Regions from separate parts of the Homo sapiens genome. Here regions 1, 2, 3, 5, 6 and 7 are each linked to region 4. A link is a contact called in ENCODE Hi-C or POLR2A ChIA-PET data. All regions are on one chromosome and are shown on one strand. Each heading gives the region's core, a stretch centred on a gene start or an enhancer-like site at or near the end of the contact. The rest is flanking DNA. Distances are from core to core; before and after follow the strand shown.

The links. A loop is a pair of places that touch in the nucleus more often than their neighbours do. ChIA-PET counts read pairs that join two places held with the same protein, here RNA polymerase II (POLR2A). Pooled maps may share reads with other maps.
Region 1: a loop to region 4 is called in a pooled map, with 21 times the contacts of the local background. The contact joins the promoter of MSANTD2-AS1 here to the promoter of HSPA8 in region 4. A Hi-C loop is called at or near these places in 2 of 37 single-sample maps with no recorded cell type and 10 of 50 pooled maps. POLR2A ChIA-PET finds 5 or more read pairs at or near these places in 1 of 52 experiments (AG04449).
Region 2: a loop to region 4 is called in a map of endothelial cell of umbilical vein, with 11 times the contacts of the local background. The contact joins the promoter of ROBO4 here to the promoter of HSPA8 in region 4. A Hi-C loop is called at or near these places in 1 of 168 maps with a recorded cell type or tissue (endothelial cell of umbilical vein). POLR2A ChIA-PET finds 5 or more read pairs at or near these places in 2 of 52 experiments (BJ and activated T-cell).
Region 3: a loop to region 4 is called in a pooled map, with 11 times the contacts of the local background. The contact joins the promoter of SIAE here to the promoter of HSPA8 in region 4. A Hi-C loop is called at or near these places in 3 of 37 single-sample maps with no recorded cell type and 12 of 50 pooled maps. POLR2A ChIA-PET finds 5 or more read pairs at or near these places in 1 of 52 experiments (IMR-90).
Region 5: a pooled map shows a loop between it and region 4 (23-fold over the local background). The contact joins the enhancer-like site here to the promoter of HSPA8 in region 4. A Hi-C loop is called at or near these places in 1 of 37 single-sample maps with no recorded cell type and 5 of 50 pooled maps. POLR2A ChIA-PET finds 5 or more read pairs at or near these places in 1 of 52 experiments (activated CD4-positive, alpha-beta T cell).
Region 6: POLR2A ChIA-PET joins it to region 4 with 13 read pairs in Caco-2. The contact joins the enhancer-like site here to the promoter of HSPA8 in region 4. A Hi-C loop is called at or near these places in 1 of 50 pooled maps. POLR2A ChIA-PET finds 5 or more read pairs at or near these places in 2 of 52 experiments (Caco-2 and T-cell).
Region 7: a pooled map shows a loop between it and region 4 (16-fold over the local background). The contact joins the promoter of CCDC15 here to the promoter of HSPA8 in region 4. A Hi-C loop is called at or near these places in 2 of 37 single-sample maps with no recorded cell type and 12 of 50 pooled maps.

The regions. Positions count from the first base shown.
Region 1 is chr11:124,798,495-124,802,422 of GRCh38, forward strand. MSANTD2-AS1 (MSANTD2 antisense RNA 1) reads left to right here and starts at 1,934. Exons shown (of 5, transcript NR_103862.1): 1 at 1,934-2,762; 2 at 3,490-3,663. It overlaps MSANTD2 (Myb/SANT DNA binding domain containing 2), which reads right to left and starts at 1,912. Exons shown (of 4, transcript NM_001308027.2): 1 at 1,377-1,912. The coding sequence starts at 1,886. RefSeq lists silencers at 555-604, 835-914, 1,315-1,554, 1,595-2,264 and an enhancer at 1,491-2,098.
Region 2 is chr11:124,896,615-124,900,462 of GRCh38, forward strand. It overlaps ROBO4 (roundabout guidance receptor 4), which reads right to left and starts at 1,251. Exons shown (of 18, transcript NM_019055.6): 1 at 1,112-1,251; 2 at 318-647; 3 at 1-56. The coding sequence starts at 1,181. The region is part of intron 1 of LOC107984406 (a long non-coding RNA gene); the gene reads left to right. RefSeq lists an enhancer at 1,144-1,766.
Region 3 is chr11:124,671,610-124,675,609 of GRCh38, forward strand. SIAE (sialic acid acetylesterase) reads right to left here and starts at 2,130. Exons shown (of 10, transcript NM_170601.5): 1 at 2,033-2,130. The coding sequence starts at 2,099. It overlaps SPA17 (sperm autoantigenic protein 17), which reads left to right and starts at 2,295. Exons shown (of 5, transcript NM_017425.4): 1 at 2,295-2,343; 2 at 3,629-3,809. The coding sequence starts at 3,656. LOC124902780 (a long non-coding RNA gene) reads left to right here and starts at 3,816. Exons shown (of 2, transcript XR_007062933.1): 1 at 3,816-3,953. RefSeq lists silencers at 2,066-2,185, 2,158-2,316 and an enhancer at 2,226-2,405.
Region 4 is chr11:123,060,815-123,064,650 of GRCh38, forward strand. HSPA8 (heat shock protein family A (Hsp70) member 8) reads right to left here and starts at 1,322. Exons shown (of 9, transcript NM_006597.6): 1 at 1,250-1,322; 2 at 306-515. The coding sequence starts at 510. LOC124902775 (a long non-coding RNA gene) reads left to right here and starts at 1,848. Exons shown (of 2, transcript XR_007062927.1): 1 at 1,848-2,717. RefSeq lists enhancers at 1,071-1,240, 1,801-2,070 and a silencer at 1,391-1,780.
Region 5 is chr11:121,415,427-121,419,415 of GRCh38, forward strand. No RefSeq gene overlaps it. Among named protein-coding and RNA genes, the nearest start is that of SORL1, 35 kb to the right of the region's middle. Within about 2 kb of position 1,970, at least 27 of the 41 ENCODE cell types and tissues checked have a DNase peak (open chromatin) inside an H3K27ac peak, as active enhancers do.
Region 6 is chr11:121,256,698-121,260,720 of GRCh38, forward strand. No RefSeq gene overlaps it. Among named protein-coding and RNA genes, the nearest start is that of SC5D, 34 kb to the right of the region's middle. Within about 2 kb of position 1,399, at least 2 of the 41 ENCODE cell types and tissues checked have a DNase peak (open chromatin) inside an H3K27ac peak, as active enhancers do.
Region 7 is chr11:124,951,554-124,955,490 of GRCh38, forward strand. It overlaps CCDC15 (coiled-coil domain containing 15), which reads left to right and starts at 2,649. Exons shown (of 16, transcript NM_025004.3): 1 at 2,649-2,817; 2 at 3,171-3,356. The coding sequence starts at 3,180. It overlaps CCDC15-DT (CCDC15 divergent transcript), which reads right to left and starts at 2,438. Exons shown (of 3, transcript XR_948134.3): 1 at 1,929-2,438. RefSeq lists an enhancer at 2,309-2,852.

The sequences.
Region 1 (3,928 bases), core at 684-3,183, 1.7 Mb after region 4:
TTAAGAAGTCCCAAAGATAAATGTTATCAAATACACTAATTTAAATTTGTAATGGAGTAATTAATGGGTGGCAAATTCCTTGAACAATAGTAGGTTTTAAATATCTTAGTTTGTGGACCCAGTTTTCTAAGCAACAACATCCCCAAAGAAATACTACTGGAGCCAAGACCTGGAGAACTTTGGTGCAATTTCCCTCCTTTAGCTTACTCTAACTCATGATTGCGCCTATTAGACTTTATTATTGCTCTTTAGTGTGATCATTCTTATTTTATAATTGTTCTTGGTGGTTTTTATCCCCCCTCAAGAAGTTCCCAGAAAAAGTGCCAGCTGTATCAGAAAAGAAGTGCACAGATAATAGGATAAGTAGTTCAGTAAAAACTGGGAGAATCCTATCACAATCTTTTTAGCAGCCACTACGATGAGGAAATGAGCTTAACTAAAATACAACTCCTTATCTGCCAATAATACAAATATGAAAGCCTAGAGTCAGTTCTAGTAGCAAAATCTTAACCTGGCTAAGATTTCTAGCCCAAATTAAGCCTCTGCATTTAAACATGCAGGTACACAAGGACGGCCAGATGCACACTGAGAGTTCTACTTGTCACCACATCCGGCACAGAAACTGAAGCAGGGAAAAACTGGCTTTCCTGAAGGAGCTTCCTAAGAAACCGCAGGGCCTCAAGCCAATCTAACTCTGGAGGCATCGACAATCCAAATTCCAGACCAACTCTTGGCCAAGCTAACTTTTATGGTGTACACTAACTCCGCGGTAACAATACACAATCTGGCTACAATCAAGCCTTTCCAATTCTCCAAAGCATCTCTAGTCTTACTCGTCCTTCGTAGCTCAAGATAGAAGCAAAGCGACTGACACAAAGGCCAGTCGTCCCAAGGCGCTTTTTCTATGGCTCCGCTACGGCCACTTATTAACTATTCCTAAACTAGGGGCTCAATGCCCCCCCCTTCTGCCCTTCCTCAATCCTGCCCCGGCCGGTAAGCCTCTGCCTGGGAGCCCCTCCGCCTGGAACAAAGCGAGGGGCCCCGGCGGTGGGGGCAAGAGGCGCCAGCGGCACGGGGACTGCCGCACGGCGCACAATGAGAAACTACCAACTTCAGAGCGCAGGAACATCTCAATTGGCAAGAAAGAGGGGCGGCGGCAGGCACGCCCAACTTCAAACTCAGGAAACCTACGGGCTGGCGGCCATCTGGGAAAAAGCCCCCTTCCCAGGGAGAGAAGAAAAAGGCGGAGGAGATGCGAATCGCCCACCGGGCCCCGGAGGAGAGCCCTGCCCTCAGACCGGCCCCCGCCCCCGAGGCCCGCTTCCCCGCCTTCTCTCTGCCTCTGGTTCGCTGCCCCAGGCCGGGCGGCCGGTTACCTTGATGCGCTCCCGGCACTGGGACGGGGTCCGCTCGTAGCCCAGCTCGGCCAGGGCCCGGGACACGCGCTCGTACATGGCTGGCCCGGGGGCCTTGCTGCCGAACACCGTGCCGGCTCCCTCCAGCTGCTGGTACCGCGCCTCCACCAGCCGCTCGTTGCCCCACACTGCGATGAGCGCGTTCGTCTCGGCTGGCGTCCACGACATGCCCCGGCAGGCGGCGGCGGCGGCTGCCGCAGCCCCGCCACCGCCGCCACCAGGGGAGAAGGAGACCGAGGACGAGGCGGCGCTGCGGCCCCCCAGCCCCAGCCCGAGACCCCCGGACGCCGCTGCCCCCGAGCCCGCCGCACTGCCCGGCCCGAGCGGGGAGGCACCCCGAGGCGTGGAAGGGTCGGACAGCGATGGATTTCCGTCGCTCAGGCCACCAGGAGAAGCCGGGGAAAGCACCTCCATCTTCGGAATTTTTAGCGGCGAGTTGGCGGGCAGCTCCGAGCCACAGGGCGCAGCCATCTTCCAAGCGGCCGCCGCTGCACCGCCCGGAAGTGACGCGCCCGCGCATCCGGCCACCGCGGTCTCCGGGGCTGCCCTCGGGCCTGGCTCGCCCGCGGGCGGATGGCTCCGGGTCTCTGCTGCTGAGGATGTGGCTGCCGGGCGGAGGTCGTCCACTCCCCTGGGCCTTTCTCCGCGAGCCCTCCCACGCCGCCCGCTCCTCTCCCGGGGCGAAGGGCGGGGACGAGGCGCGCCGAAGCCCCGAGCTGAAGAGAAGGGTGGGGGCATGAGGGCGCTGGAGTGAGGAACAGATTGGAGCCTTCCCACTTCCTCTCCAATCTCAGCCCCCGGGAGGAGGGGTGAGGCCCTCGAGGGGGCCCGGAGTTAAGGAGGAATAGACCGTTTCTCTCTCTCCTGTCTCCCCCGCCTCTGCCCGTCTTCCCTCTAAGCCGGCCTCTAGGTGCAGAGGCTGACGTCCAGGATGGGGACCGGGGAAGCCTCTGGAGGGTATATCCGGGAAGGCACCAAGGCTGAAGTGAGAGCGGTTCTGGGGAAGGCTTTAAAAAGCAGATATGGACCAGGGTAGAGTTCGTACGCTGTAGCTTTTCAAGAACACCGATCTCATTAATTAAAGAACAGCAACTATTTAATTCCAGTTATAAACTATTGTTTTCCAGTTAGTCTGGGTAGGTGTGGCCGTTTGTAGAATAGTTAGATTACATTAGTCTATTGCGTTGGTACAGTTGTCTATAGCTTGAGCATATAAAAACTCCTGAGCCCAGCAGAAAAGTTACTTTCCAATACCAGTCTCCATCCTCCGTGCTTTGGAAGTTGCATCGTTTTCCGGTTTTTCGTACTCAAAGAACACTGTCAATTATGACAGCTCTGTGACCTCTGGTAATGAATTAGTGTATTAGTCACTCCTGAAACGTTCCTTAAAGTGCTGGAACTTAACAGTAGCACAGCACATCCAGTACACAGCTGTACCGTATTTCCATATTTTTCAAAGCTGAAAATCTTAATTGGATATCTTGGATCATTAACTTAAAACCTCAGCGGATTTTTCTTTCAAAGCAGACATAACTGAGGATGCTGACCAATGAATGCAAATAAACTATGCAATATTTTTTAAAATAACAAATGTATGTTAGTTTTTTTTAAGCTGAGGTCAACTATGTTTTGGGGGGTATGTGCTTTTTTAAATTATTGTTTTATTTCAATCGATTTTTGGGGGTAACAGGTGGCGTTTGGTTACATGAATAAGGTTTTTAGTGGTGATTTCTGAGATTTTGGTGCGTCCGAGCAATGTACACTGTATCCAATGTGTAGTCTTTTGTCCCTCATTAGCCTTCCCCTTACCCCTGAGCTCCCGAGTCCCCAAAGTCCAATGTATCATTCTTATTGAAGACAGCTAAATTTTTAACTCTGAGACTCACTGGAGAGAATGACTGGTTGTCTTTGGGTGTTACTGAAAAGCCAAAGGATTAAGCAATAGGGATAAAGTAGAGGAGGAGATAATTGTTCTCGTATGTCATATGAAAATGCTAACCATAGTTTGTAAGCTAACAGAAGAAGCCTGAGGAAGTTCCCGAATTTATGATATCCTCTTCCCTTTTTTCCAAAGAAAGATGCAGTCTAGCACCTCAGTTAAGAATATGGACTCTAAAGTCAGACTGCCAGGCTTCAAATTCCAGTTCTGCGACCTCAGCAAAGTTACTTAACCAAGCTCTCAGTGCCTTGTTTTCTTCATCTGTAAAATGAGGATGACGTCACAGCATTGTTGAGAGAATTAATACAGGTAAAGTCCTTAGAACGGTGCCTGGTTCACAGTAAACATTGTGTGAGGACTGTAAAAGAATCTGAAACATCTATCAAAACAAAATTAACTCTCATTCAGCCCAGTGATAAATGTTTTAATGTCATAAGGTATTTGGTGTGTATGAAAGGGAGAGTTGTGCCTAAATCATATACTAAATCAGAGATTCCAAAGAGGGGTGTGTGTGTGTGTGTGTGTGTGTGTGTGTGTGTGTGGGAGACAGGGTCTCACTCTGTCACTGAGGCTG
Region 2 (3,848 bases), core at 1-2,500, 1.8 Mb after region 4:
CTCACCCACCACAGCCACCATGTCCCGAGGCTGGATCTGGAAATCCTCCCGGAGGACTGTGGGGAGGATGGAAGGTGACACGGAGCAGGGCCCAGGCCTCTTCTCTCTCCCTTATCACTCTTGCCCCCTTCTGCTTTGCCCACCTTCCTGGCCTCCCATTTAGGGCCAGCCCCGCCCCAGCTTGCCCTCCCAAGCCTTCCAGCCCAGGCCTCTGCTCACAGGTATCCCACTGACCTCTCAGATGTTCCCTTGAACATTCAGCTCAGATGTCTCCACCCAGGTTTGCCCCACCCTGAAGCTCCCCTCCCAGGCCTCACCAGCCACAGACAGCCGAGCGCCTCTGCTGACTGCCGTGCCAAGCCGGTTGCTGGCCTCACATGTGTAGACACCCAGGTCTGTGGACAGGGCCTGGCCATCGTGGGCATGTCCCCGGGCAGGGGGCTGTAGCAGCAGAAGGGTCCCATCAGGCAGGAGGTGGTGTGGGTCTGGGGGCACCATGCTCAGGGGCTGCCCATTCAGCAACCAGCGGATGGTGGGAGGTGGCTGGCCTGAGGCTTGGCAGCTCATCCTGGCAGGGCCAGGGCCCTGGAACAGCTGGTCCTGGGGGTGGACTAGGATCTGGGGCGGGGAGTCCTGAGCCATGCCTCCTGGGAGGGAAAGGGAGCAGAGCCCAGTCTGATCACCAGCAACACCCCAAATTCCTGGCCCACCCCTCATCTGTCTTCTCTTGTGTGCGAGTTTGCCAGAAAACCTGTAATCTGAACTACTAAAGGTTGCCTCCCAAAGAACAAGCCAGCTAGGAGGAGAGAGGGCCAGCATGCACAGCATCCAGGCCAGGGCTTGCATAGCATGTTCGCTCTCTCTCTCTCTCTCTCTCTCTTACTTTCTCTCTTTCTTTCTTTCTCTCTCAGTCTCTCTTTCCTTCTTTCTCTCTCTGGTGTGTGCGCACATGCACAAACACACATACACTTACACACACTCATCATCATCATCCTCATCCTCATCTCTGGTCCCCCCACTGCAAAAGGGAAGCAGGCAGTCAGCAGGCCCCTTCTGCCCTGAGCAGGCCTTGGATGGAGGAGCATGGGCCAGGAGAGGGAGAGCAACTCACCCATGATGAGCAGGAGCAGCAGAGGCAGGGAACCCCTGCCCCCCAGGAGGCTGTCTCCTCCAGAGCCCATGGCTACTCTCAGCCCTATGTCCTTGTCCCGAGCACTTTGTCCTGCTGCTCTGAGCTCACAGTGAAGAGGGAAGGAGGGGCGGGGTGGGCCGGTGGTGGTTGTTTGTGACCGAGACTCTGCCCCAGGAGGGAAGCGGCTTTGAGGAAACCGATGCTTCCTGCCTGGCCCTCAGTGCCTTGGAGAACTGGGAGGAGACCAGAGGCGAGAAACTCTCTGACCTCGACCATTTAGCTATAACCCCCGACCCTAACTTCAGCGCTAAGCTTTATCTCATGATCTACTCGGGGATTTCTTACAGGGTATCCTTACACTAACCAAAACTCCGATCAGAGCCTTAATCCTCTATTTAAATCTTATCCCTGGATCCCAATCCTTATCCCTTTGACACCTGCTAGAGAAGAGTGAAAACCCCAGGAGTCTCAGGACACAGCAAGAAGCTGAAGACAGAGGGCAGTGGGGCTGCAGGCTGGGGAGGCTGAGTGAAGTGGAGCAGGGGTGGATTGTAACACCCTCATCCATTTCCCCAGTGCCAGATGGACCAGGAGGTGGCGTAGGGTGGGAGACAGGAAGGACTCAGCATCTGGGACAAGCTGGGAGATTACCACAGGGTGTGTCCATATTCAGCTCAGAGATGGATGAAATAAGCTTCTGTGGAGAACTTGGGCAAGTCAGTTTCCTTCTCTGTAAAATGGAAATAATAATAGTAGTTCCTACCTTGAGGGATAAAGTAATGATGAAACACATAAAGCATAAAACCACTGGCATCCAGTGCCTGACTCATTATGAGTGATCCGTAAAGCTGAGCCAACATTGTGTATTTCTTTTTAGGCCCATCCCATCACTGAAACTATTGGAGGATCCTCGGCAGGAGTATTTTTCAGGCCCTGGAAAGGTGGTTGGAGTAAAAGACCTTTTAAGAGTCTTTCCAGTCCCAAGAGCCTGTGTCCATATATGTAGCAGACAGGCCTTGCAGGTTTTGAGCCTACAATGTCAGCTCTTGCCCGCTGCCTCCTTTCCCCCACAACCTAGACAGAGGCCACACTCCCCTGTCAGATCCCAGCTCATGTTTACTGGCCTCTTCCTTCCAAATCTGGAATCTCAGCCATTTCCTGGAGCTGTTCCCGGAAGGCCAAGGCCAGGCTCTGGGGCTCAGCGGAAGAGTATCCAGCCTTTGTTCCCAATTGTTCCTGGCCAGCTTCTCTGCAGGGCCCCTAACCCAGCTGACGCCCTCCCTTCCTCCCCCTTCCCATCCTGGCTTCGGTGCCAGCCACAGACTAACAGCCTGCCAAGTAGAAGTCTCCTTCACTCCTCCTCTTTCCTCTCAAACTCAGACCAATACTGACAAAGACAGAACTGGAGCAAGGAAACACCATGGTCTCTACAAACTGGGGAGTTTGCAGAGGCTAAAGAATAGGCAGAGTGAAAGTCATGGAGTGGCAGAGCTGGAAGGATAGGAATTGGGGCCAGAGAACAGAATGTCACTACCCTTGGCACCTCTAATTCTGAAATCCCAAATTCTGTTCTCTGGCCCCAATTCCTACCCCAAATTCTGTGGGTGTATCCTTACACTAACCATAACTCCAATCAGAGCCTTAATCCTCTATTTAAATCTTATCCCTGGATCCCAATCCTTATCCCTTTACCACCTGCTAGAGAGGAATGAAAACCCCGGGAGTCTCAGGACACAGCAAGAAGCTGAGGACAGAGGGCAGTGGGGCTGCAGGCTGGAGAGGCTGAGTGAAGTGGAGCAGGGGTGGATTGTAACGCCCTGGTCCATTTCCCCAGGGGCAGATGGACCACTAGGTGGAGTAGGGTGGGAGACAAGAAGGACTCAGAGCGTCTGGGATAAGCTGGGAGATTCCCACAGGATGTGTCCATATTCAGCTCAGAGATGGATGAAATCAGCTTCTGTGGAGACCTTGGGCAAATCTGTAAAATGGAAATAGTAATAGTAGTTCTCTGTAAAATGGAAATAGTAATAGTAGTTCCTACCTTGAGGGATAAAGTAATGATGAAATACATAAAGCATAAAACCACTGGCATCCAGTGCCTGATGCATTATGAGTGATCCGTAAAGCTGAGCTAACGTGTATTTATTGTGGGGCAGGCAGAATGGAGTCGAGTTTATGGGGTCAAGGATCTGTGGGGCCAGAGTGATGAAGGGGAGATTCATGTGACACTGAAGTCAGCTGAGGATGAGACAGGAAAGGATGTGGTGGGATTGGAGGATTTACTGCACAGGAGGCCAATTTGGGATTTCCCAGGTACAAAGCCTCCAAGACTGTCTGACTCCCTGACTATCAGCTTATCAAGAATGTCACTGTCAGCAGTCTGCTTTTAGTCTCCTCTGCTTCTACATTGGTTTTGGGGACACTAATTAAGTGCTCGCTAATGTTTTAATGCCAACTGGATTTTACTCCAGTCTCCACAATCCAGAAAGACGCTAGGTTTCCCTCAGGGGAAAATAAGGCAAATCTCAAAGGAATTCCAATCCATCACTAGCCCCGTCCTCAGCAGGGTGAGAAAGGAGAGGTGAAACGGTCTGTGTGCACCGCAGGGACAGAGCCCCAGAGGCTCCTGCAGCCCGAGGAATGTCCCCTGCCCCACAGTCACATGCCCCGTGCCTGGAGATCACCTTCAGCAGAGCCTCACCCTACTCCCAGGTTT
Region 3 (4,000 bases), core at 880-3,379, 1.6 Mb after region 4:
TAAAGTTTAAATTCTAAGTTCATTAGAGTAGACAGTGGAACATCAAGGAATTGTGCAATGGACAAAAAAAAAGAGAGAGAGAATGAGAAAGAGAGCAAGGCTGGTCATTCCTTGTGCCAAACACAAGACACATACATTTACCATTTGATTTCTTGTTTGTTTGTTTTTTTGAGACAGAGTCTTGCTCTGTCACCCAGGCTGGAGTGCAGTGGTGCGATCTCAGCTCACTGCAACCTCCGCCTCTGGGGTTCAAGCGGTTCTCCTGCCTCAGCCTCCCGAGTAGCTGAGATTACAGGCATGTGCCACCACACCTGGCTAATTCTTTTTTTTTTTTTTTTTGATATCTTTAGTAGAGACGGGGTTTCACTACGTTGGCCAGGCTGGTCTCGAACTCCTGACCTCATGATCTGCCCACCTTGGCCTCCCAAAGTGCTGGGATTACAAGCATGAGCCACCGCGCCTGGCCAATTTTTTTGTATTTTTAGTAGAGACGGGGTTTCGCCATGTTGGCCAGGCTGGTCTTGAACTCCTGACTCTAAGTGATCCGCCCACCTCAGCCTCCCAAAGTGCTGGGATTAAAGGTGTGAGCCAACATTTGGATTTTTTAGGTCTTCAGTTTTTTCCTTCATTTGGGGCTGGAGTAGAAAAACAGGAATTAGTGTTATGGGGAAGAGAGGGCAGTGGTTGCCTCTGGTGAGGAGCTCCGGATGCATTGGCGAGGAGCACAATGGCAGGCTCAATAGACTGGCAATGTTCTAGTTCTTAAGTTGGGTACTGCTCTCATGGGTGTTCATTTTATTGTGTCATTGTTACATATAATTTTGTACATCTCAAGCATTACATGGTAAACATGGGCACAGGGAGAATGACTTAAAGGAAAAACGTCAGGATACGCAACCAAGTAGAGTACTAATGAATGAAAAATGTGATCAATGTTAATGAAGGTGATGTAACAATAAGACCCAAAGGAGGAGATAAAATACTGACACTAAAATAAACAGCCTTTAACTGAAAACCTAATAAAATATCTTTTCCCCACCTCATAAGATGGATCTCAAAGGTCACTGAGTGGAGATAAGAGTCAGGAAATGGCATACAGAGTGCTAGCATTTTGCACTTTTGTTAGACTCTGAACAATCATTTATGGGCTGCAGTTTGTCTGAATCTAGGTACTTTTCCGGCTCTCAGGTAGAGCAGGAGTCATTTTTCTGCACGCTGTTCTCCTACCCCAACTATCATTTCTTAACAGGGATCTCTGGGGTCCACTCTTTGAGTGTTTTGAAACAGAAAGGAAGAAATCCAACATTATCACTTTAGTTTGCATTATCAGACAGATTGCACCTTCTGCTTTCTCCATACTGTGACCCAGTGTCCAGCCTAGGGTATTCGAATGGCAAGATCTGACCTGCGCAACAGCCAAAGGGAGCCACCAGCCTCCCCTATGCCACTCACATTTTCCCACCACCAATATCTGTAAGCGGTACCAGAAATCAAAACTGAGCCTTAAATAGTCAGAGCTAGTGAGGGGGTTGTATTTCTTAGCCCTGATAACCACTTAAACGAGTAAAATTTAATTCCCCTAAGGAACCCCGCCTGAAGCAAACCCTCCCCAAGGGCACCACTGAGGGGGTAGCGCTGAAATGTTTTGGAAGATTCAGTCACCTGTTTCCAAATATTACCTAACTAGCTTCGCCTCCTTCCCTCCGAGCTCCCCTGCAGTTACTCCAGGACCCCGAAGGCCTCTTTCTGGGCACATTTGGGCCTCCCCACTCAGACAAGCCGCACTTTCTCCCTGCTCACAGGCTGCATGTCAGGGATGGTAAGTGGGGGGTGGAGAAAGTGGAGAGGCCGGGGTTCAACCCAGCAGACTCCTGCAGACCGGGCCTCGGTCGGAGACGCGAGCCCCTAGCCTAGCTAGGTTCCTTCGTCGACCTTGAGAAAGGGGCGCGGATCCGTGTCCCGCAGAGGACACGGGGTCTCGGAGCCCGCACAGGCTGAGGGGCAGGGGTCCGGCCGAGCCGGGCCGCCTCACCTGCACTTCTGTCGGCCCACAGGATTAATGGCAGCACCAGCCCGAGTACAAGCCCCGGCGCGACCATGCTTGCAAGGATCTGACCGCCGCCTAGGACTGGGAAAGTGGGTTCCCGGCAGGGGCGGGGCCTGGGCGGGGGCGAGGCCGACTCCACCCTTTTGCAGTCCTCGCAGCCTCCCGCGACCTCAGGACTGGGCTGTACTCGCCCCTTCTCGGCCGCCGTAGTTTTTTTTTTTTTTTAAAGAAAAAACGGTTACCCAGCAACTAGAAAAACAACCGGAACCGGCGGCACCAGCTCGGAGAGAAAGGAGGTGAGGCCGCTTCCCCACTTCCTCTCCGATACCAAGACCTAGCCTTTTCCCTTCGTCTCTCTTATTCTCTCAGCATCCCAGACACAGCCTCGGAGCCCTGGGCCGTTTGGGAGCCGAGGCAGCCCATTCTGCGCGAGTCTGAAATCCCAGGTCCTCAACATCCCGCCCCCGACTAGACCCGTCTGCCCCCTCCGCCCGCCCTCCTCTGCCCACATTGGTTCAGAATCTCGCCAGCTCTTTTCACCACTCTAGAATGGTTCGATACCCCCATCTACTGCTCCCTCAGAAAAAGCAAAAGAGAGGAGTCAGGCGTGGTGGCGCGCGCCTGTAATCCCAATTGCTCGGGAGGCTGAGGCGGGATCATCGCTGGAGCCCAGGAGTTCGAGGCCAGAGACCCCCTCTCAAAGAAAAAAAAAGCGATGAAACGAGAACCCTCCATAGTCTGAGCCTCATTAAACCGTCCAGTTCTCCCAACCTGGACCCCTACCACGGCCTCCGCCTCTATTCCGCATTGACGCACACTCTCACATTAACAGGCCAGGTCCCGGAGGATTCTTTTCATACTCAGTAGTAGCTCAGCCCGCTGCTTAGCAGCTACCCTTAATCTAGCCCTTGTATTTCAAGACAGAAAGAGACAACCTGATCAAGAAGAAACCGAAAAATATAAGAATTCTAAAACTTTAGAGGCTGGGATTTCAAAATCATGACACACAGCCCCATCCCATCCCATCCCTCCCTCACACACACGCACGCACAACCCCATTCCACAGTACGAAGGTGTTCGAAGCATTGTGGGTCATGCTTCAGAAGTGGCAGCAAGGGGAAAGATTGTGCAACTTCTTCATTCAACAAATTAATTTCTAGAACCAGGACTAATTTCTACTCTTTAAAAAAAAATAGACCTCAAAGAAGGTCTTCTCAGCAATTGACAATGAATTTAACTTTTTAGCAATCATTCTCTCTAAATTCCTGTGTGATAGCAAAAATTACCCTTACCTTTTGAGCATATAAAGGGTAAAGAGAGAAAAAGTCATATTGAAAATTATGGGTTTTTTGCAGGATTTTAAATGATTTGGCCTAGTGAATGGGTCTGTGTTTGTATTATACTAATTCACAATGGAGATTTCAAAACTCTTTGGAAGAAATGGATGGGCTTGGGTTGTGTTAGGGAAAAAAGAATTCAAGTCCAGATGTATGAGTCTCAGAAATAATTTGTTGGCATAGTTGTGATTATATAAGTAAAATCAGACAAATTTAAAGACAGTACTCTTTAATGAATCTTTAGGTTCCATAGGCAGTTCTTACCAAGAAGATGTCGATTCCATTCTCCAACACCCACTACCGAATTCCACAAGGATTTGGGAATCTTCTTGAAGGGCTGACACGCGAGATTCTGAGAGAGCAACCGGACAATATACCAGCTTTTGCAGCAGCCTATTTTGAGAGCCTTCTAGAGAAAAGAGAGAGTAAGCTTTCTAAAATTAGTCATTTTTTAAAATAAGAAACTAAGCATTTGTTTATGGTAAAACTTGCTTAAGACCATCTCCATTCTGCAGAAAGCCTTTTATGAGGCAGGGAGTTTCAGATAACAGTTCTTGCTCTTTGAAACAGTATGTACCTCTTTGATATGTTCTCTTAAATTCGTTTCATATTATCG
Region 4 (3,836 bases), core at 72-2,571:
ATGAAAACACTTTCAATTTCATAGCTCTTCTGATAAAACTCAAGTCCATGATTACTCAAATACCTAACAGTTCATAGGTAGGTGAATTCAACTACCATATAGGTAGCAAAGGTTCAAACTTCAACCTCCTACGTTATCCAGATTTCAGCCTGAAAGGTTTCTACAACCTGTTTTATAACAGACTTGATAACAAGTCTCTCAGCTCAGTTTTTCTAAAATCAAAAAGTTCCCTCCTCACGTTTCATAAACTTTTGTGCTTCCTAGCCCTGTTATATTTGTTCTGTCATTTAAAATTAGGAACTCACCAAAAACTGTGTTGGTGGGGTTCATTGCAACTTGATTCTTTGCGGCATCACCGATCAACCGTTCAGTGTCCGTAAAGGCGACATAGCTTGGAGTGGTTCGGTTTCCCTGATCATTGGCAATTATCTCGACTTTTCCGTGCTGGAAAACACCCACACAAGAGTAGGTGGTGCCAAGATCAATACCAACTGCAGGTCCCTTGGACATGGTTGCTGAAAAAAAGAAAAATCTGGTTTAAAAATTCAATTAATCAAAATATTTCCCTCATCCCTTAACAGAACACTTAACCAGGAAAAACGTATGGCCACTGCCAAGAGGTAATAGTGCCCATCACCTCCTGTCTAAGCACGCGCGAGGTCCAGAACTAGTGCTGCAGTCCAGGTTGCCGTGCCAACCGCAGCAGAGCACGCCCTAGATGAAGGACCCATCTACCCAGACGGCGTGGGGCGTTGCTCAACACGTGGTCTTACCCCGAACTGAGCACTGTCTGTTCCCCTCCCTCGCCAGGTGCCAGTGCCCCCGGGAGTCAACGGGCTTTTAACTACTCCGGAATGTACCCCCATACTGGAAGCACGCCAAGAACAGCTCTGAAGAACCACGGTGGGACTGGACTAAGCAGGGAACTGGGTGAAAGAAAACGCTGGCTCCACTTCCCCGCGCGCCAGGCAAACCGATGCAGCAACCCTCCCCCGCCACGCGGCCGCCGGGCGTCTCCCAGCCTCCCCTGGGGCCACTGCGGCCCACTCCCTACATTTCCGTCCTGCCGGCTGCAACCAAATACCGCTGCCATCCCACCGAAAACTGAGGCCCTTTAAGCCGGTAGAAGGAGCCGCACACTCGCCTCGACGAGATTCTCAGAACCCCCAAGCCTCAGCAAGCCCAACAGGCCTGTGTGGAGGCTGCACGCTCCCAGACCCACAACCCAACTCTTGAGCAGAGGTTTTACCTGGGGTGTAGGCCTGGCTCCAATAACGAAGGAAGCCACAAAAAACCCAAGAGCTGCAGGCGAGTTCAATGAGACCGGTTTCCGCCCGCCACCCTGCCTCTTATACCCTATCTTAGAACCTTCCAGAAGGGGCCCGCCCCTGCTGCCTGCCATTACGGCTTCCCCGGCCAATAGACGCCCGGCTGCCCTTACAAGACCCAATCACAAGCCCGGCTCCACTCCTCGGGCCTCGCCCCCTTCCGCACCCACCCCACCGCGCTCCGCCTCACGATAACGCACTCACCGCAGCGTTCTGGAACTTTCAAGCTCGCCCCCGCTCTCCGGACGGCCCCGGGGAAAGGGAGGGTGGGGCGCAGCGAGTCCGCGCGCGGGAGTCCTCAGTTACCCCGGGCGGGGGAGGGGAGCGTCCACCTCTACGCATGCGCCCCCAGCTTCCGCGGGAGGGAGGGGGCGGAAAAAGGAGGAGGAAGAGGGGCGGGCAAACTTGGAACTAACCAATGATAGCGGCGCTAGCCGGGATCTTGGCCGGCACAGAACTGGGGGCGGAATCGCGCGGGGCCTGAAGGGAGGGGTTTGGGCGCGGGAGCCGGGCAGGAGAAGACGGAAGTGGAGCGAGGACAAAATGGCTGCGAAGGTTGTTGCTCCCCTCCCCCACCCACGTCCGAATCCTCCTTTCCATGCCCCACCTTCGTGTTCCAGACGGGCCTCTAAGTGCCCCGGGTTTCGCGAATCTGTATTTCATAGCGTGGCTTTGGACAAGGGCTGACCCCGAGGGGCTGGGGCGAAGGTTCCGGCTTCAGGGTGCCACTAGGGCTGCTCGCTCACGGCCCCCCAGGATTGGGATTGGAGGGAGCCGCCAGGCCGCCGCGGGGTGGGGCGGGTTAGCTCGGCAGGCCTCCCAGCACCTGCATTTCCCTACGGCAACTGTCGGGAGGCAGCCCCCGACGCAGAGGTTTAAGGGGCCCGGCTTTTCAGAACCGCCTCAGGACGCGGTCGTGTCTGGATCCCTCCGCGGAAAAGAAGGCGAAACCGCTTCTCTGAGCCCTGACCGTTAGGCCCCTTCCCACCTCCGTCTAGAACAGATTCGGCTTCTTGGCTCAGTCCTTCCCCAACTAGCCCAAGCCCTACATTTCCCCGTTGTTTATAAAATAAACAGGTTTAAATGGTGGCGAGTGTGTTCTTGGTTAGGTGAACCAGGCATTAGGAATCATAGGTTCCAGTAGCCGTGCGTCCTTGATTTAGACTTTCTGAACGTTTGTATTTTCAGTAACATGAGGTGATATCTTTCCTGGTTTGACTTTCATCAAAAATTAAACGACAGACCATACCGACGCTTTGAAAACGTGACTGAGCTGGTGCACAAAACAATGGTGCCTAGAATTTTGAATTGTGCAATGTTGTGCATGGCCGCGGATATGTGGGGCCTTGTGGTTCCAAGAGCCTGTCTCAGGTACCTTGAACACTCCCTGTATCCTTTCAAGCAGGCGAGGTAGCTGTTATTCCTATTTAGTAGATAAATAGGCACCGATGGGGGAAAAGATTTTTTAAGGCTACACCAAAAGAACTTTTAGTAGCAGGGCTGGAATTAGAAGGTCTCTAGACTGCGAAAAAGGCTGTCAGAAGAGCGAGGACATCTTGTCCTTGTCAAAGCCAGTAAAGGGTAGAGACAGACTCAAACATATGAAGAATTTCCTTTTCATATTTTCCTTTTGGGGAGGAATGTTGGCTTAGAGTTCATGGAGATATATTCTTAGCCTCTCCCACGTCCCAAGAATTTAATTTTATACAATGCTTTCACTACATACAAAATGCTTTCATTTGTCATTTAATCATCAACACAATTCTCTAAGGTGTGTATTATTCATCCCCATATCAGGGGAAAAATGCAGCTCAGAGATAATCATTTGTGGGAAGATAAGCAGCTGGGTAAGCTAGAATCAAATCTAGCTTTTTTTTGGTTCAAGATTTGTTTTATGTTTTTTGTTAGTTACGCTACAGTGTAATTTCCTTCCTGGAAATAAATTGAACTCAACTCCAGAAAGAGTTAAGATATGTACTGTGAGCCACTGTTTTCAGTTTCCTTTGGTATTTGGAACCCCCAGTCCCCCACGCTAACTGCTAGTAATGTTATCTGGAATCTTTCTTTTCACACCCCAGTGCCTAGAGTTTAACAAGCACAAATTTTAAACTACACCCTGTGCTGTATTTTGCGTTTTTGTAATTATTTTAATCATTGAATAGTGGAAAATAGAATTGGGGCGCACATCCACTTGTTTGGGATATCCCATCCAATAGCAGTGATAAAAGAAAGCAGAACAAATAACCTCTGTTTCTGGTTACTCTCAAAACGCGTTCTGGGACTTGGGCTATGTCTTATTAAATGGAATGATTTACCGTTTATATATTTAAAGCTCAGAATATGATAAAGGTCCTGTCTCCACCACTTCAAACGCACAGGGTTTCAAATGACACAGTTAAGATCTAAAATTAAAGTTTGGTTGCATGGGACTGCAGTGGAGCCTAGAGCCTAGGACTTCTGACTGGATAAAAGGATAATGATTTAACATTTTTGTGTGCCTACCACATG
Region 5 (3,989 bases), core at 720-3,219, 1.6 Mb before region 4:
GAGCCACTAAAAATCATTAGGTTATAAAATGAAAAGAAAACAAAGCAAAAGTATCATGACAGTTTAAAAATGTGCTAAGTAAAAAAATCAGTAATTATAATCCCAGCACTTTGAGAGGCTGAGGCAGGAGGATTGCTTGAGCCCAGGAGTTTGAGACTAGCCTGGGAAATATGGGGAGAATAAGTGAGTACCACCTTAAAAATTTCGTAATTTTAAAAAAATTAGCTGGATGTGATGGCACACACCTGTGGTCCTAGCTACTCAGGAGTCTGAGGCAAGAGGATAGCTTGAGCCCGGGAGGTCAAGGCTGCAGTGAACTGAGATCGCACCACTGCACTCCAGCCTGGGCAACAGAGAAAGACCCTGACTCAAAAAAAATAGTCAGTAATAAAGTTCCAGGACTGGAAAGACTGTGACCAGGATTGTAGGGAAAGGTAAGTATGTAAGTCAAGGCTTTCTGTTGCAAGTGATAAAACCCATTTGGGACTTTCTTAAACAAATAACAGAATATTTTCATCCCAGAGCAAAAAGCCCTCTCCCCCTTCAGTTCCAGCTGGAAAAGGGCTCTGATTAGTCAAATTGGGTCACTGCCAATTCCTGGGTGGGGAAGTCATAGTTGGGTAAGAAGAGGAAAGAATCACCCAGATCACACGGACAGAGGAGGGAGCAGAGTATCACCAGGAGAGAGGTGAAGGTGTGGACATAGGCAAACAAACATAAAGGTGCCCTGCAGAGAGTGAGCCACAAAGTCAAAGACAAACACTAAATATTTTATTCAGTTATTGCACATTTATTTCTTTAGATGGGGTCTTGCTATGTTGCCCAAGCTGGTCTCAAACTCCTTGCCTCAAGCAATCCTCCCACTTCAGCTTCCCAAAGTGCTGGGATTATAGGCATGAGCCACTGTGCCTGGCCTTCTAGGGATTATTATTTAAAAAAAAAAAAAAAAAAGGAAGGTGTAGAGAGCACTCTAATATTCTAAGAATAGAGTTGTTAAGACAGCAGCAATGCTAGAAAAAAATTTTAATTGGCTAATGAGTAATATATATACTTTTTTTTTCTTTTTTGAGATGGAGTCTTGGTCTGTTGCCCAGGATGGAGTGCCAAGGCATGATCTTGGCTCACTGCAACCTCCGCCTCCTGGGTTCAAGCAATTCTCATGCCTCCCAAGTAGCTGGAATTACAGGCGTGTGCCACTACACCTGGCTAATTTTTGTATTTTTAGTAGAGACAGGGTTTCACCATATCGGCCAGGCTGGTCTCGAACTCCTGACCTCAGGTGATCCACCCGCCTTGGCCTCCCAAAGTTCTGGGATTACAGGGATGAGCCACCACGCCTGGCCTGATAGTTTTTTTTAAGGGAGATAAACAAGTAATGAAGAAACAAGAAAATGTTGAGTGCATTGATTTTTTAATTGATATCTAGTAAGAATGCAATTTAATATTTTGTGATGGGAAATAATTATAATTATTTAAATACATTTTAAAATGTTATAAAATCTGTGCTAATAGTGACTTGATATCTATTTGAAAAAGTGCTTTGAAAATTAAAACAGAATCAACTTATGATTACATGACAGTGGAAAACTATTGAGGCATTGAACACCTGGATGAAGGGTTCTCCTGTGCTGGGGGCTGTGGTCCTACTGCCTGGGCGGCCATTCTAAGGAAGAGGCACACAAGAGCTCATGCTGTGGGTGGACACGCTGGCTACATTTCTCATACACTGTTTTCTTGAGCACTGGGGAAACCCAGAGGAGGACACTTCATTTGTCCAATTAAAGATGGGATTTCATTGAGTGCTGCCTCAGAGCCCACAGACCACAGGCCCAGATGCATTCACAGCTGCCCAGAGCCAACAAGGTGGCTAGAATGTCAGCAAGAGGGGACACCGGGTGGTTCTAGTTTCCTTGTGGTTGGAGTCTGTTGAGTTAACAGCCCAAATCTGACCACACAGGCTTGGAACAGTGTGCAAGGGAGCAACCGAGAGGAAGTTAGCCAATGTTGGATCCGGGCCAGTCAACTTCTAAGAAAACGTGCCAGCAAGGGGCAGGGCCCTTGCCGAGAAGAGCTGGGCTCCTCTGGCTGTTTCTCATGGAGGCATAATTCAGTGGTGAAACCAATGCTCCCACAGGCCCCACACAAATGCTTCCTGCCCCTCCAAGCCTACAGAGCAATTGCTTTGCCTGAGGCCTCTCAAGTTGAAGGAAGATCAATAAGGCTGTCTGATAGATAATTGTGACTTGGAGCTCTTTGGATAGCTTGTCATGTTCTCTCGGAGGGCTTTGGCTTTGTTTATACAAAATGGGAAAAGGCTGTTAAACATTGAAACTTTTGATATTTTACTTTCCAAGAGGAACCACTATGGGCATTTAAAAACTCAGTCAGCAAATATTTATCAAGCAGCTTCTATCTGCAAAATACTGTGCTAAACTGTTGCAGATTCACAAGCGTGCTGTAATTAAGTTGTACACATGAGATTAACTATTTACAAACAATACACCTATGTTTATATATCAAATGAGTATTGTCATCTTTAGAACAATTATTTCAGGAGATAATACTCTTTTTTTTTTTTTTTTTTCTGAGATGGAGTCTTACTCTATTGCCCAGGCTGGAGTGCAGTGGTGCAATTTCAGCTCACTGCAACCCCTCCTCCCGGGTTCAAGTGATTCTCCTAGCTGGGATTACAGGCACACACCACCACGCCTGGTTAATTTTCGTATTTTTAGTAGAGACGGAATTTCACCCTGTTGGTCAAGCTTGTCTCGAACTCCTGACCTTGTGATTCTCCCACCTCGGCTTCCCAAAGTGCTGGGATTACAGGCGTGAGCCACCACACCCGGCCTTCAGGAGATAATATTCTTAATCCAATGGTGTTATCTGCGTAGAAAGTATTTTTAGAACATCTTTTCTTTGGGCATCACCTCAGAGCCTATGGTTCATTCTTTTGAATATGTTCAATGTTGCGAAGCCACTGAGAGTAGAGGCAAGATAAAATTGAGGAATATATTTTCTGATTTTAAAAAAATAAGTCCACACAAAAACATATGTGAATATTCAGAGTAGTTTTATTCATAATAACCCTGAACTGGAAACAACTCCAATGTCCATGCCTATGCAAAATGTGATAATATCCATACAATGGAATATTATTCAGCCCTAAAAAGAAATGAGGTACTCATACATGCTACTGAGGTAGATGGACTTGTTTTCCAATCAGACCCTTCTGATCAAAACAGGATGTAGCAGAGGAACTGGCGGAAACCAGCAGATGGTGACGAAAGCAACCTCTAGTTGCCCTCACTGCTCCTTAGCATAAAGACACTCCCACTAGTGCCAAGACAGTTTACAAATGCCATGGTAACGAGTGGGAAGTTGCCTTACATGGTTCCAGGAACTTCCCCGCCCCTTTTCGAGAAAATTCTGAATAATCCCATAATTAGCACTTAGTTAAGAGTAGGCAAAAATATAGCTGGCCAGCAATCTGTGACAGCTGTGGCAGCTGTTGCTCCTGCTTGGGACTGCAGCTGCTGCTGCTGCTCTAGGCTGCTCTGTTTATGGGACAGCACTGCTCTGCCTATGGAGTGGCCACCTTGCTGTACACTGCTGCTCTGGGCCACTCTGTCTACGGGTTAGCCCTGCTCTGCCTACGGGTTAGCCCTGCTCTGCCTATGGGTTAGCCCTGCTCTATGGAGCAGCCATTGTGATGTACACTGTTGCTCTAATAAACTTGCTTTCTTTCACTGTCAGCTGATTCTTGAATTCTTTTCTGAGTGAAACCAAGAACCCACCAAGCTAAGCTCCAGTTTTGGGGTGCATCTGCATCACTACAACATGGATGAACCTTGAAAACATTATGCTAAGCAAAATAAGCCAGTCGCAAAAGATCATATATGATAGGATTCCATTTATACGAGGTATCCAGAAAAGGCAAATCTATGCAGACAGAAAGTAGACTAGTGGTTGCCCGGGGCTAGGGATGGGAA
Region 6 (4,023 bases), core at 149-2,648, 1.8 Mb before region 4:
AATCCAAAAGGCCCATCAACAGGTAAACATAAAGAAAATGTGGTGTATATATACAATGAAATATTATTCAGCCTTAAAAAGGAACAAAATGCTGATACATGCTACTTAACATGGATAAATCTTAAAATTACTATGCTAAGTGAAATAATCCAAACACCAAAGGACAGATTATTGTATGATCCCACCTATATAAGGTATCTAAAAGGGCAAATTCATAGAGACAGAAAGTAAAATAGAGGTTACTAGAGGCTAGGAGCAGGCGCGGAATGGAGGTTATTGTTTAATGAGTTCAGAGTTTATGTTTAGGATGATGAAACAGCTCTGGAAATGCAGAGGTGATGGTTGTACAATATTGTAAATATGCTTAATGCCACTGAATTCTATTTTAAAATGGTTAAAATGGTACATTTTTATTTATGTGTATTTTACCACAATGAAAAATTGGGGAAAAAATCTGACTTCCAATTATGTCCTCTACTTTATGCTGTAGTTATGCTTTAAAGCATTTTTTCATATTTTATTCAGGCATGGATATACTTTGCCATATTACTGAAAGTGGCAGACAGACAGCTCTAAACATCTTTTAAGTTTTTTCTTTACCTAATTTTCTTTCTTGTATGCACAAGCTTACATATACTTAGTCCAGATATCACTCCTTCCTTTCCTCTCTCTGCCTCTCTCTCTCTCTCCTCTAATGAGTTATCTTCACTAACCCTAATTCTTCTTCCTTGCCATTCAGGCATTCCTCATTACACTCTAATCTCACTTCTGCAGTTCCACTCCCCTTCCTCTGTAGCCATTAATCATGCTTCTATAGCCATAGTCAAAGCTAATGATGACTTTTCAGACTTTATCTTAATTGACTTCTGCCCACACTTGGCATTGTTGATTACAGCATCACTTTTTAAACACTCTTCAGCCTTGCTCTCTGTAAAACCATACTCTCCTGGGCTTCCAACCTCCAATTTCACCTTCTAAGTCTCCTTCACTGGATCTTTTTCCTTTTCCTCAGCTCAACCCTTAAATTTCCATACCTCCTAAATTTCTATTTAAAAATATCTTTTAGTTTTTACTCTAGGTGCTCTTCAGGAATATTTCATCTACTTTTTTGTTTTTAACTATCACCTCTAACAGAATTCACCAACTGTTGCCTATTGGCCAAATGCAGTACCCAGAAAAGAGAGGTCTTATTGTTGTTTTTTTAATTTGATGCCTTAGATAGGATTTGTAATGTCTAGTTTGTCATAGTCTCCATGACTCCATATATGTTTATACTCCCTATATTTTCATATCTAGTTCTGATGTCTTCTTTTCTCAGCCTTGGGTCTATAAATTCAATTACCAAATAAATGTTTTAACCTGCTACTGCCCTTAAGAACATGTCCAAAATTGAATTCATGCTCCTACCTGACAAACCTGATCTTCCTGTTATTGTCCCTTAGTTGAGTGGTAAATTTTATTGTTAGTTCAAGTAAACATACCTAAACCTGGAGTCATTCTTGACTTTAGATAGAAGATATAAAGAAACAATAACGAGTTATCCAATCTTGTCAAATGTATGCTGCAATAACTCCAGACCTTAACTGTGCTGCTTCATCCTTGTAAAAACCTCATTTTAGGTACTCATGACCTTTCACCTAGATTATTTAAATAGTGTCTTAATTTGTCTGTCTACTTGCACTTTTGCCATCCTAAAAATTGTCCTCCACGTTGCTTCTAAAATTACCTTTCTAATATGCATTTTTTTCTTCTCTCCTTTTCTTAAAAGTCTTTAATAGCTTCTCATTGTTTACAAAATGAAGACCAGTTTCCCTAACTGTACCCATCTGTCTAGCCCATCTCCTGTAATTCTTTGTCATATATATTATATCTCAACAATTCCACATTATGTAAGTTTTTTTGTACGTATAGTTCCATACCTGAAACACTCTCTTCTTGTGCCTGATAATTTATTATTCAAAATCTGGCTCAGGTGTGACCTCCTCTCCTCATTTTATCTGAGATTGTCCTCCCTATAGAGTTATTCACCTCATGTAATACCTCTATTTTTTGGATATATTTCTGTTATTACATGTATCACATGTACTATATGGTTTAAATTTTTCATATGTCTTTCATTGACGTATACAGAACTTATCATAAAATTCACCTTTTCAAAGTGTACACTTCAGCAGTTTTCAGTTTATTCAGAGTTGTACAACCATCATCATTATCTAATTTCAGAACATTTCATCACCTCAAAAAGAATCCCCCATATCCATTAGCAAACAATCTCTAAACCCGCCCCCCCCCCACCTCCCTGCCTCCAGCCCCTGGCAAACACTATCTATATTCTGTTTCTGTAGATTTTCCTATTCTGGACATTTCACATAATTAGAATCATGTAATATGTGGCCTTTTGGGCCTAGATTCATAACGTTTTCAGAATTCATCCGTATTGTAGTATGGATCCATACTTCATTCTTTTTAATGACCAAATAATATTCTGTTATATGGATGAATTTATCTATGTTTATACGGTCATCGACTGATAGACTTGGGGTTGCTTCTGCTTTTTGGCTATTATAAATAATATTGCTGTGAATATTCATAAACAAATTTATGTGTGGAGACATATTTTCAGTTCTCTTGGATATATTCTAGGAGTAGAATTATTGGGTAACGTAGTAATTCTGTGCTTATCATTTTAAGGAACTGCCAAACTATTTCCCAAAGCAAAGACATCATTTTACATTCCCATCAGCAATATTTGAGAGTTCCAGTTTATCCATATCCTTGTCAACACTTGTTATTACTTGACTTTTTGATTATAGCCCACTTAGTGGGTATGAAGTGGTATCTCACTGAGCTTTTGTTTAGCATTTCTCTTATGACTTGTTAAGTTAAACAGTTTTTCATGTGCTTATCGTCCATTTATATATCTTCTTCAAAGAAATCTTGGTTTAAATAATTTGCCTATTTTCAAAATTGGGTTGTTTTTTCCTTTCTTGTTAAGTTGTAATAATTTTTATGTACTCTTGATACAAAACGCTTATAGACATATTATTTTCTCCCATTTTGTGGGTTGTCTCTTCACTTTGTTGATTGTTTCCTTTACTGTACAGAAGCTTCTTAACTTGATAAGATCCCGTTTGTCCATTTTTCTTTTGGTTGCCTGTGCTTGTGGGGTATTACTGAAGAAATCTTTGCCCAGACCAATGTCCTAGAGAGTTTCACCAATGTTTTCTTATAGTAGTTTCAGAGTTTGAGGTCTTAGATGTAATTCTTTAATCCATTTTGATTTGATTTTTATATGGTGAGTGATAGGGGTCTAATTTCATTCTTCTGCATATGGATATCCAGTTTTCCCAGTATCATTTATTGAAGAGACCGTCTTTTCTCCAGTGTGTGTTCTTGGCACCTTTGTCGAAAATGAGTTCACTAGGTGTGTGGAATTGTTTCTGGGTTCTGTATTCTGTTCCATTGGTCTATGTGTCTGTTTTTATGCCAGTACCATGCTGTGTTGCTTACTGTAGCTGTGTAGTATAATTTGAAGTCAGGTAATGTGATTCCTCCAGTTTTGTTCATTTTACTTAGGATAGCTTTAGCTATTCTGGGTCTTTTGTGGTTCCATATACATTTTAGGGTTTTTTTCTATGAGGAATGTCATCGACATTTTGATAACAATTGCATTGAATCTGTAGATTGATTTGAGTAGTATAGACATTTTAATAATAGTGATTCTTCCAATCCATGAACATGAAATATCTTTCCATTTTTTGGTGGCCTCTTCAAGTTTTTTCATCAGTATTGTATAGTATTCATTACAGAGATCTTTTGTTTCTTTGGTTAATTCCTATGTATTTAATTTTATTTGTGGCTATTGTAAATGGAACTAATTTTTTATTTCTTTTTCAGTTTGTTCACTGTTGGCATATAGAAATGTTACTGATTTTTATGTGTTGATTTTGTATCCTGCAACTCTACTGAATTTGTGTCTCATTCTAACAGTTTTTTGGTGGAGTCTTTAGGTTTTTCCAAATA
Region 7 (3,937 bases), core at 1,399-3,898, 1.9 Mb after region 4:
AGAGGGAGGGAGGGAGGGAAGGAGGGAGGGAGAGAGAGTGAGCGAGCCCATGTGAGCATATCTCTTATAACCTAACCTCTGTAGTAATATACCATCCCTTCTGCCATATTCTGTTGGTCATACAGTCCAACCTAGGTACAATGTGGGAGGGGACTACACAAAGGTGTGAACACCAAGAGGTGGGGATCATTAGGGGCCATCTTGGAGGTTGGCTACAATACTATTTTACAGAGAAAACAGAGTAATCAGAAGAGAATTTCCATAAGCTCCTGCCACCACATTACCTAATTATCAGTTTACTGTGTATTCTAACTTTTCTGCTATTATTATAATTAACCATACCTCCTGCTATCTAAGGCCAATCCCTCCACTTGTTCACTAAATTCCATTTCCTCTATGAGGTTTGCACAAAGACAAAATCACCTAACATTTATCAAAATGTATCCCCATCTTTAAGTGACACATGACTGTAGATCCCTAAATTCTCCCATATCTCTCCCGCATCATTAGTTTTCTCCTGTCTATTGGTTAATTTCCATCAATAACAAATATATGCTATGATCTTAAAGAACTCTCCAATGATCCTACCTCTACGTTCAGCCACCTCTTTCGCTGTGTCCCTTCACAACAAAATTCATGGAAAGAATTGTCTAAAATTGCTGTCTCCAATTCCTTCTCCTACTCTTTCTTGCCTAGCCCATCAGGCTTTTGCTCTCCAACTACTCTAAAGACACTGCTCTTTTAAAAGTTATCAATCACTTCCACATGGTCAAATCCAATAGTCAATTTTCAGTCCTTACCTTATTTGATCTGTCAGTAGGATTTAACACAGATTGTCTGCCCTCAATGGAACATTTCTTTTTCACCTGGCTTTCAAGGTATCACACCCTCATAGTTTTCTTCCTTGGTTTACTGATTAATCCTTCTCAATCTCTTAGCATTCTCCTCCTCTTTTTCTCAGCCTCTGTAATACTGACATACCCTGGGGCTGTTTTAGGATTTATTCTTTTATCTGTCTATATTCAACCCCTTGATGACTCCATCCAGTCTCATGGCTTTAAATCTACAGGCTAACGACTCTTAGATTTATATTTGTAGCCCAGAACCCTTCTCTGAGCTCCAGACACTTTTTCTCATACTATCTTCTCGGATGTTGATTAGATAAAACTTTATCTGCCCCAAACTGAACTCCTGATCTTCCCCTTTCCAAATCTACTCCTTCCACCATCTTCACTATCTCAGTAAATAGTAATTTCATCCTGACAGCTGCTCAGGATGAAACCCCTAGTTTTCCTTGACATCTCTCCCTCACACAATCCATATCCAAACCTTCAACAGATCCTGAAAGTTTTGCCTCCCAAATAGATACAGAATCCAACCACTTATCATCATCTCCACCACTACCTCCTTGATCCAAGACATCACAATCCCTTAACTGAATTATTGCAATAGCCACCTAATTGGTCTTCTTTACAGTCTATTCTCACTACAGCATTCGGAATTATTATTTTTTTAATTTTGTCACATTATGGTGTTCCTTTGCTCCAAACCTTGCTCCAGTGGCTCCCCATCTCAACACCTATGGTGGCTTACGATGTTTGATCGGATTGCCTGCTTGACCTACTGTCTCAGCATTCTTCCACTCTCCCTCTGCTCCAGTCACACTATCCTCCTGACTTTTTCTCAACCAGGCAATGCTTCCACCTTGGGGCGTTTATACTTGCTGTTATATCTGGAACATGTTTATAAAGCCTCCGTTGAAGAGCACAGTGGCTTCTTCCATTAACTCATTTAAGTCTTTGCTGAAAAGTATCTCAGTGCAGCTTCTCTGGACGTTCTAATATTTCATCCCTCCAATCCCCACCCTGCCCACCACACTCCCTATCCGCTTTCTTTGCTTTTACTCCACATCACACACATTTACTTACTCATTGTTTATTCGCTTATTTCCCCTCACTCTATTGTGAATTCCCTGAGCAGGGATATTTGTTTCGTTCATAGCTATGTATCTCCGGTGCTTGGAACAGTACTGGTTTATAAAAAGTTAGTAGTAATGTATGTTAATCGAATGAATAAATTATCCTACAGAGATAATTGAGTGTCTCTGGATTACAGCAGAGCTTGCAGCAGAGAGGGAGACCACTCAACAGGCCGTGATGTCCAAATATAATAAGATGTATGAAACAGTACTGTAAAATTAGCTGCACAAAGGATCCGAAAAATTTGTTAGCTTAGTTTGTTTCTCCAGGAAGCCGTGCCAGGCTCGCCTCCCTCTTTCATTCTTTTCCCGTGATTCCCTCTACTGGGACTCCTGACCCTCCTAGTCGCCAGATCACAGGCCCAACGCATCCCTTTCCGGAGGGATTTAGGAAGTCTCGGCGTTGGTCCAGGAACGACAGTCCCACCGCGCCTCACATGGCGCATTACCCAGCGACTCCGCTTACCCACACGTCCCCGCCCCCTCAGCCGGACAGGAAGAGGAAATGACGATACCTCGGGCGCTCGAAACTCCACCTCTCACGCCTTCCCAGCTCCGGGAGGGGACGCGGGCTCCGGAAAGGGCGGGCATAAGGCTACGGATGGGCGGGACGGAGCAGCCCACCGCAAAGTGGCGGTCTACTTGAGGCGGTTACCTTAGTACTCCGAGTAGACTGAGTCTGTGGCGAGCTGCGGGCCGATTCCTGGCCAGTGCCATCTCAGCCGGAGCAGGCCTCGGGGCCTCAGAAGCAGGCTTTTATCTGGCCCGAGGCTCCCAGCCGTTCAGCGCGTCTTCCCATAACCTATACCGATTATTGGGACTCTCGGCTGCAGACACAGGTCCCCGCCCCTCCCTCTTTCTCCGGGTTGCAGCTGTCATTCCTCCCTTCCCGCCTCGCTGCGCCCACAGCTGAGGACAGTCTTCGTTCTCTCATTCCCATCCTTTCTCTTCCCTCTCATCGCCATTTCTTCTAGAAGGCAACTTAAAAACCTTTCTTTGCCTCTTTATTTCTTCCCATTTCTCTTCCCTTCTTTTCTTCCTTTTTCTCTAGAATCCGTGTGTTTCCACTTCATGCCAGGCTTCTGCCTCCAGGGCTTCTCTCCTTTTCACGGGCCTGTGGCTCATGTGTTAGGAGGTTGAACTTTTAATGCAGTCATTTGAAGATTTTAAGCTTTTTCTTTCTCCTAATCAGGAGTCACAGATGCTGGGAAGTATGGCCCGAAAGAAACCTCGAAATACCTCAAGGTTGCCCCTGGCTTTAAACCCCCTGAAGAGCAAGGACGTGTTGGCAGTGCTGGCTGAGAGGAACGAGGCTATAGTACCAGTTGGGGCATGGGTGGAACCTGCCTCACCAGGTAGTTCGGAAATCCCAGCATATGTGAGTGTCAGTTTGATCCAAATATGGTGGGGTTCCCCACCACCCTTTTTATTAGCCTTCTCTAATCCTGGGTGCTTAAAGATGAACAGTCCGAGGATGCTGTTTCTATTCTGCCATAAATAGTTTATGCTCTTGCATTAGGATTATAGAACAAGTATTTGCCAAAACTTGACTGCAGCTTTAGTTGGCATAATCAAATATTTATTACTCACCTACTATAATATATAGAGCATAATCTACATGGAACAGGTTATATAGATATATATCTGTATATCAGTTTACTTCAGACTCTTGATTGCTTGTTATGCCCAAGACATAAGCACTATCTACATCTTCCAGACACTGCAACTTAGTATGGATGATAGTTGGCATACTTCAAGTAACATTAATTGGTTGCTTAAGGTTTATGATAAATTTTGTAATGAGGATTCAGGCAAAATGGAGTAATAGAATAAAGGAGAAAGAGATGAACTCTGATAATCTGAGAAAGTCTAACTAGAAATTCCATGGTTTCTGATAGTCTTTCACCAAACTGTGCCCCTTAGCTATTTGTTCAAATTTAACTTGGCACTTACCACATT